Linked DNA regions of Homo sapiens: region 1 is linked to region 2. Evidence: read pairs that join two places in POLR2A ChIA-PET (ENCODE). Cell type or tissue: OCI-LY7. All regions are shown on one strand. Each heading gives the region's core, and the rest is flanking DNA. Links, peaks and the distances in the headings are about the cores only. Region 1 overlaps TASOR2 (transcription activation suppressor family member 2). Region 2 overlaps NET1 (neuroepithelial cell transforming 1).

Evidence for each region. ChIA-PET counts read pairs that join two places held together with the same protein. Peaks named below come from ENCODE experiments on the same cell type or tissue, not always from the same donor. Only the 100,000 strongest peaks of a DNase experiment are listed, where the experiment ranks them.
Region 1: POLR2A ChIA-PET joins it to region 2 with 5 read pairs; 2 of 35 experiments call an interaction of 5 or more read pairs at or near these places.

Annotation. Positions count from the first base shown.
Region 1 is chr10:5,687,209-5,690,129 of GRCh38, reverse strand. All of the region lies in intron 1 of TASOR2 (transcription activation suppressor family member 2), which reads right to left. Among named protein-coding and RNA genes, the nearest start is that of TASOR2, 3.8 kb to the right of the region's middle. In OCI-LY7, for the core only: no CTCF peak of the experiment used is centred there; DNase peaks (open chromatin) are centred at 1,429 and 2,369; H3K4me3 peaks cover 2,213 bases; H3K27ac peaks cover 2,439 bases.
Region 2 is chr10:5,423,356-5,426,276 of GRCh38, reverse strand. All of the region lies in intron 1 of NET1 (neuroepithelial cell transforming 1), which reads right to left. Among named protein-coding and RNA genes, the nearest start is that of NET1, 12 kb to the right of the region's middle. In OCI-LY7, for the core only: no CTCF peak of the experiment used is centred there; no DNase peak of the experiment used is centred there.

The DNA.
Region 1 (2,921 bases), core at 173-2,672, 260 kb before region 2:
AAAAAGGAAAAAATTAAATATTGAAAGCAAAGACGATACAACCACAAATACAAGGAAGATATTTCTAAAATTATAAATCACCATGTATAATTTATATCAATAAATCTGAAAACTATAAAAATATAATTTACCAACATTGGTCTAAATGGAAGAAACATTTAAATAAACCAATAATGATGAAGAAAATGAAAAGAGTAGTCAAAAACTCTACCCCCTCTTCCAAAAGACTAGTTCCAGAGATTTCCTGTTTTACTTTTAACTTATCAAAAATTATCAAAAATCCACAAGTTTGGCAATGTATGTCTGTTGGGGAAGCTGTGGGAAACAAAGTGAAAGAAGAGTAAAAGACCAGAAGAGAATATTTACTATGTAGATAATTTAAAAAATTATTTATACATTAAGATAAATAACACGAATGGAAATCACATTTAATAAATTATGAATAAACACATTTAAAAACATCTCCAATTTACAGATTTAAGAAGACAATCCCAAGCAAGATACATACATGCTTGTTTTTTTGTTTTTTTGAGATGGAGTCTTGCTCTGTCGCCCAGGCTGGAGTGCAGTGGCGTGATCTCTGCTCACTGCAACCTCTGCCTCCCGAGTTCAAGCAATTCTTCTGCCTCAGCCTCCCGAGTAGCTGGGACTACAGGCGCGCACCCCCATGCCGGGATAATTTTTGTATTTTTAGTAGAGACAGAGTTTCACCATATTGGTCAGGCTGGTCTTGAACTCCTGACCTCTTGATCCGCCCACCTCGGCCACCCAAAGTGCTGGGATTACAGGCGTGAGCCACCGCACCCGGCCAATACATACAAGTTAACAGCAAAGCAGCAAAAAGCTAAAGATCAAAACAAACAACAAAAGAACCCACAAAAAACAGTCAGAACAAAATGAATTGATAGACTGATAGGTGACTTTTCAATAGCAATAATGAAAGCCAAAAGACAGAGGAATAAGAGCTTCAGCATGTTAAAAGAAAACAATTGCCAACTTTTGTATTCAGCAAAAACATCATTCAAGAATGGCTGCAAAATAAAGACATTTTCAGGTGAACAAAAACTGAGTGTTCATCATCAATAGATCTTCAATAAAAGCCATTCCAAAAACTGTACTTTTTAAAGGAGACAGGGTCTTGCTCTGTCACCCAGGAAGGTGTGCAGTGGCATGATGATGGCTCACTGCAATATCAACCTTCTGGGCTCAAGCAATCCTCCCACCTCAGCCTCCCAAGTAGCTGGGAACACAGGTGTGTGCTACCACGCTCCACTAATTTTTTTTTTTTTGTAAAGATGGGGTCTCACTATGTTGCCCAGGCTGGTCTCAAACCTGGCTGAAGCAATCCTCCCAGCTCAACTTCCCAAAGTGCTAGCATCACACGCATGAGCCCACGCACCCAACCAATTTTCTGAAATTATATAATGAAATGTGTCATGTGAAAGAGCTGCACAATTCAGTGAACCAATGTTTTCCAAATGACACATGTGTAGGTAAAAGAGCCCTTGAAAGTGCATGGTAGGCCAATGTTAATGTCAGAGCATGAGAAGTTCATTCATATGATTTGCAATTCTACACTGCAGCTAACGTTTAACAAATTGTTAGGGGCTGGATGTTATAGTCCCAGTGCTTTGAGAGGCGAGGCAGGGGGACTGCTAGAGGCCAGCAGTTCGAGACTAGCTTGGGCAACATAGCAATACTGTCTCTACAAAAAAAAAAAAAAAAAAAAAAAAATTAAAAATTAGCTGGGCCTGGTGGTGTGTGCCTGTAGCCCTAGTTACTCAGGAGGCTGAGGCAGGATTGTTTGAACCCAGGAGTTGGAGGCTGTAGTGAGCTATGATCACATCACTGCACTCTAGCCTGGGCGACAGAGCAAGACACTGTCCTAAAAAACAAAACAGAAACAAAAACACAAAACTGTTAGGTTTTGATGAGTATCAAAAAAGAACATAATCATCTGAAAAGATTATTAAAATATTCATCTCTTTTCTAACTACTCAGCTGAATGACGCTGGATTTTCTTCATGCACTTCAACCAAAATAATACATGGCAACACAATGAATACAAAAGCAGATGAGACTCTAGTCATTAAAGGAGACCTTCAGCGTATTTGCAAAAATGTACAAAAATCCCATTCTTGTCACTAATTTTGGGGAGATAAAATATGTTAAGATGTAATGGGTTATTATATTTAAAGGTACCAATAAATAAACATACATTTCAAATTTATCAGTTTTAATATCTAATACGGTAATTATCAATTGATATAATCCAATAAACAAAAGATCTTTGGGATCTTCAGCAGTCTTTTGAGACGGAGTCTCACTCTGTCACCCAGGCTGCCGTAGAGTGACACAACCTTGGCTCACTGCAACCTGTCTCCCAGGTTCAAGTGATTCTCTTGTCTCGGCCTCCCGAGTAGCTGGGACTACCTGCACCTGCCACCACACCTGGCTAATTTTTGTATTTTTAGTAGAGATGGTGTTTCACCATGTTGGCCAGGCTGGTCCCTAACTCCTGACCTCAAGTGATCCACCTGCCTTGGCCTCCCAAAGTGCTGGGATTACAGGCGTGGGCCACCGTACCTGGCCCCCTCAATGGTTCTTAAAAAGTGTAGAGGGGTCCTGGGAATAAAGTTTCTAAATTGCTAAACTATAGGCACGTGCTTTAACATGAGTGAATCTCAGAAACAATGTTTAACAAAAGTAACTCATAGAATACAGAATGACTTTATTTAAATAAAGTTCAAAAACAGGTAAGAGTAAACAATGCTAGTTAAGGATATCTATATAGGTGATAAAACTGTTTAAAAAGGCAAGGGAATAATTAACACAAAATTAATAATGGCCAGGGTAACGGGGGGCAGGGAACGCATTCCTCCTGGGGTAGAAACACACAAAAGGTTTCCAAACTAACTAAA
Region 2 (2,921 bases), core at 207-2,706:
CATATTCACGTATAGTATTTTAAAAAACAAAAATAAAAGGATACTCTTAACAAAACCTAACTTCACATTATCTGCATTTCATGTAAATCCCTAATTTTTTAAAACTGCAATTTAACAAACAAAATACAAAGCTATGAATAACTACATTTGAGACAAAGATCTCAAGATTAAAATGTGATTAGAATTTTGTTCTTTACTATTAAAAGATTTTTCTGTGTTTCTTTTCCATTCAATGTAAACACATAAAGCAAGAAAGTCTTATGACAAAACCTGTCTTCACCTTTCTAAAATATAAGCCGCCATATGTTTATAAAGTATAAACCTCTGTGTTTATAAAATATGTAGAAATTACAAAAACATAGCTAGCACAAGAGATAAAGGCAGTTTATAAAGTGTATTTATTATTAATTACTTCAGATGTAAACAAATGTAGAATGAACACATTATTTTTTTCCTTGTGGAAATAAATGAAGATCAACCAAAAGAGAAAAGCAAAGGGTATTTATTCAGTGCTTGCTACAACAAGGGAGTCATCTATCGTCATTTGCATCTTGACAGAGACTAAAAGACAGGTAGACGAGTGTGAAGTTTCATAATGGAAAAAAGAGAAGGCTCAGGTATGGCCTGATGGAGGCTGTTGGCCTGTGGAGCTGTAGGCAGGCTAACTAGAAGTGGAGGCATCCTACTGTGATTGGTTAGGGGTATATCTGGCTTTCACAGGTTGGTTATGAATTGGAAGTGTGACAAAAATTAGGAAGCTGGCAGTTATTAATGAAGTCCTGGACATTTTAGGTCAATTGTTATGGTAGTTATTTGGCTTCTTGGACTGTGAAGTCATTGTCTGTTTATACATGTGATCCTTAAGCTTCATAGTCGTTGTTCATCAAGTTATAGAAACACCACTGATGAGTGTCTTTCCTGCAAAAATGTACAAGCTTAAACCAAATCAAGGGCTTCTGGAGTTTTCTAAGCTAAATATGAAGGAGAAATTTTGTTGTTGTTGTTGTTTTTGTTTTTTTTCCGACAAGGAACACAAAGGAAACTGGCTATAAGGTAAAAGAGGAGGTCTGGAAAGCTTCACAGATGAATTAATACTTAAGTAATACAAAGTATTACTGAATCTGAAAGAAAAATAGCAATTAACAAAGCATTAAGGTGGAGTGAAATGAGTTACATTCTGGAAACTGCAAGTAGTTCCTCACATTTGAGTAAAGAAATAAGGACGGGCTAAAGCATCATGAAAGGCCTCACTTACTGCACTCAGAGAGAATGGCCTTGATCTTGAGTATGTGTGGCAGCCATTGAATCTTAAGTAACGTGAACAATAGATTGTAAGAAGGCAAGACTGCTCAGTTGGGAGGCAGCTCTAATATTGCTTACAAAAGATGACTGGGGCTCTGGCAGCAGTAACAAGATTAGAGAGGAGAAGCTGATTTGAGAGACGGTTCGATGTCAAAATTGCCAGGAAAGACTTTCCCCTTTTCCTCCCTAAACCTGTTCAGTTATTACCAAGGTTCTTGACCTGGGGAAAATATGATGCCACTAACAGAAATTAGATGCAAAGATCTTAAGATATTTAAAACAAACATTTCCTAAATAATTATTTGGAGAAGATCAAAACACAGGAAGACTACTCATGGAGCTCAAACTATTTTTGACGGCCTCTTTAGTGGCGCAAAACAATCTAAGAAGCTGATTATTCCATCTTTTCTTGCTACTGCAGAAAAGTCAAGCATCAACAAAGAAAATGGTATTTTTTTCTTGAGAAAACCCTGGAACAAAGTATTTAAACAAAAAAAGTCATCTGAAATAAATTATAATTTGTATCAAGAAATACATAGGATTACTATCATAAACAAATGGTAAAATATTATGGAAAGACAGGACCTCTCTGTCATGAGTCCACAGATCACACTTAAAAATACTGCTCTAGGAATTAATACTCTTAGTGTATTAGGTGCTACTGTATGCTACATGGTTAGCAGGAGCCATCAGTGGGCACTGGCTTAAGAAAAAACAATTATGATGTCTCAGGTTATTTTAAATCTAATACAAATCTACATTACAAAGTGGCATTAACTGTGGCACTTAAAATATTCAGTAAATACTTCCTTTCAGGTTTAAGTATTAGGGAGCATTACAAAACCAAAGCTACTAATTTCTTTATTCCCTAGAAATGACCACACTAACCTCAGAATGCATTTGGCATCTAAAAGCTGGAAAGAAAAATGGTTCTTAAGAATTTTTAAAAGGTTAACTGGAAAAATATTTCCAATCATATGATAAAATTCTTTCCAGCAGTATCTGTAACCAGCTTTACAGTAATGCTATTTTTTCCCACTTCAATAACAAGATTCTATTTATTTTGAATACCCATGGAAAAAAGGAACCCAAAAAACAAACCGTGCCCACAAAGGATGTGAGACAGTGCCAACTTTCACAAATCTTGGAAAGACATATACTCATTTTTTCACAAGCGTCAGACTCAAAATGTAATAGCTATTTTAAATCCTTGTGGGGAAAAAAATGATTTCATAAAACATTAAGATTGCAAGTTATTTTTCCAGAGGATACACAGAATAACCTCCTAAAAAGGAGGGCTTAAAGGATGAAATGTAGAGCGAAAAGTGGCAGTCCACCTTTTCAAGAATTTTTGTCCATATATCCAATGTATTTTTCTATATATCCAAATAATTACAACATTTAAGGAATAAAATAAACTAATACATTAAGGAATTAGCTTAGTGTATTAAATTAAGTTCCCGATTTGACTCCTGTAGATTTTCCTTGGCCTTTAATGTTTTCCTTTCATATCATTTGGTATGTTTTTGAACAATGTATTTACACTAAATTAGGTTTAGTCTAAAGAAATCATAATTAAAATGATAAAGCTGCTGTTCAAAAGAAAAGCATCTTGTTAA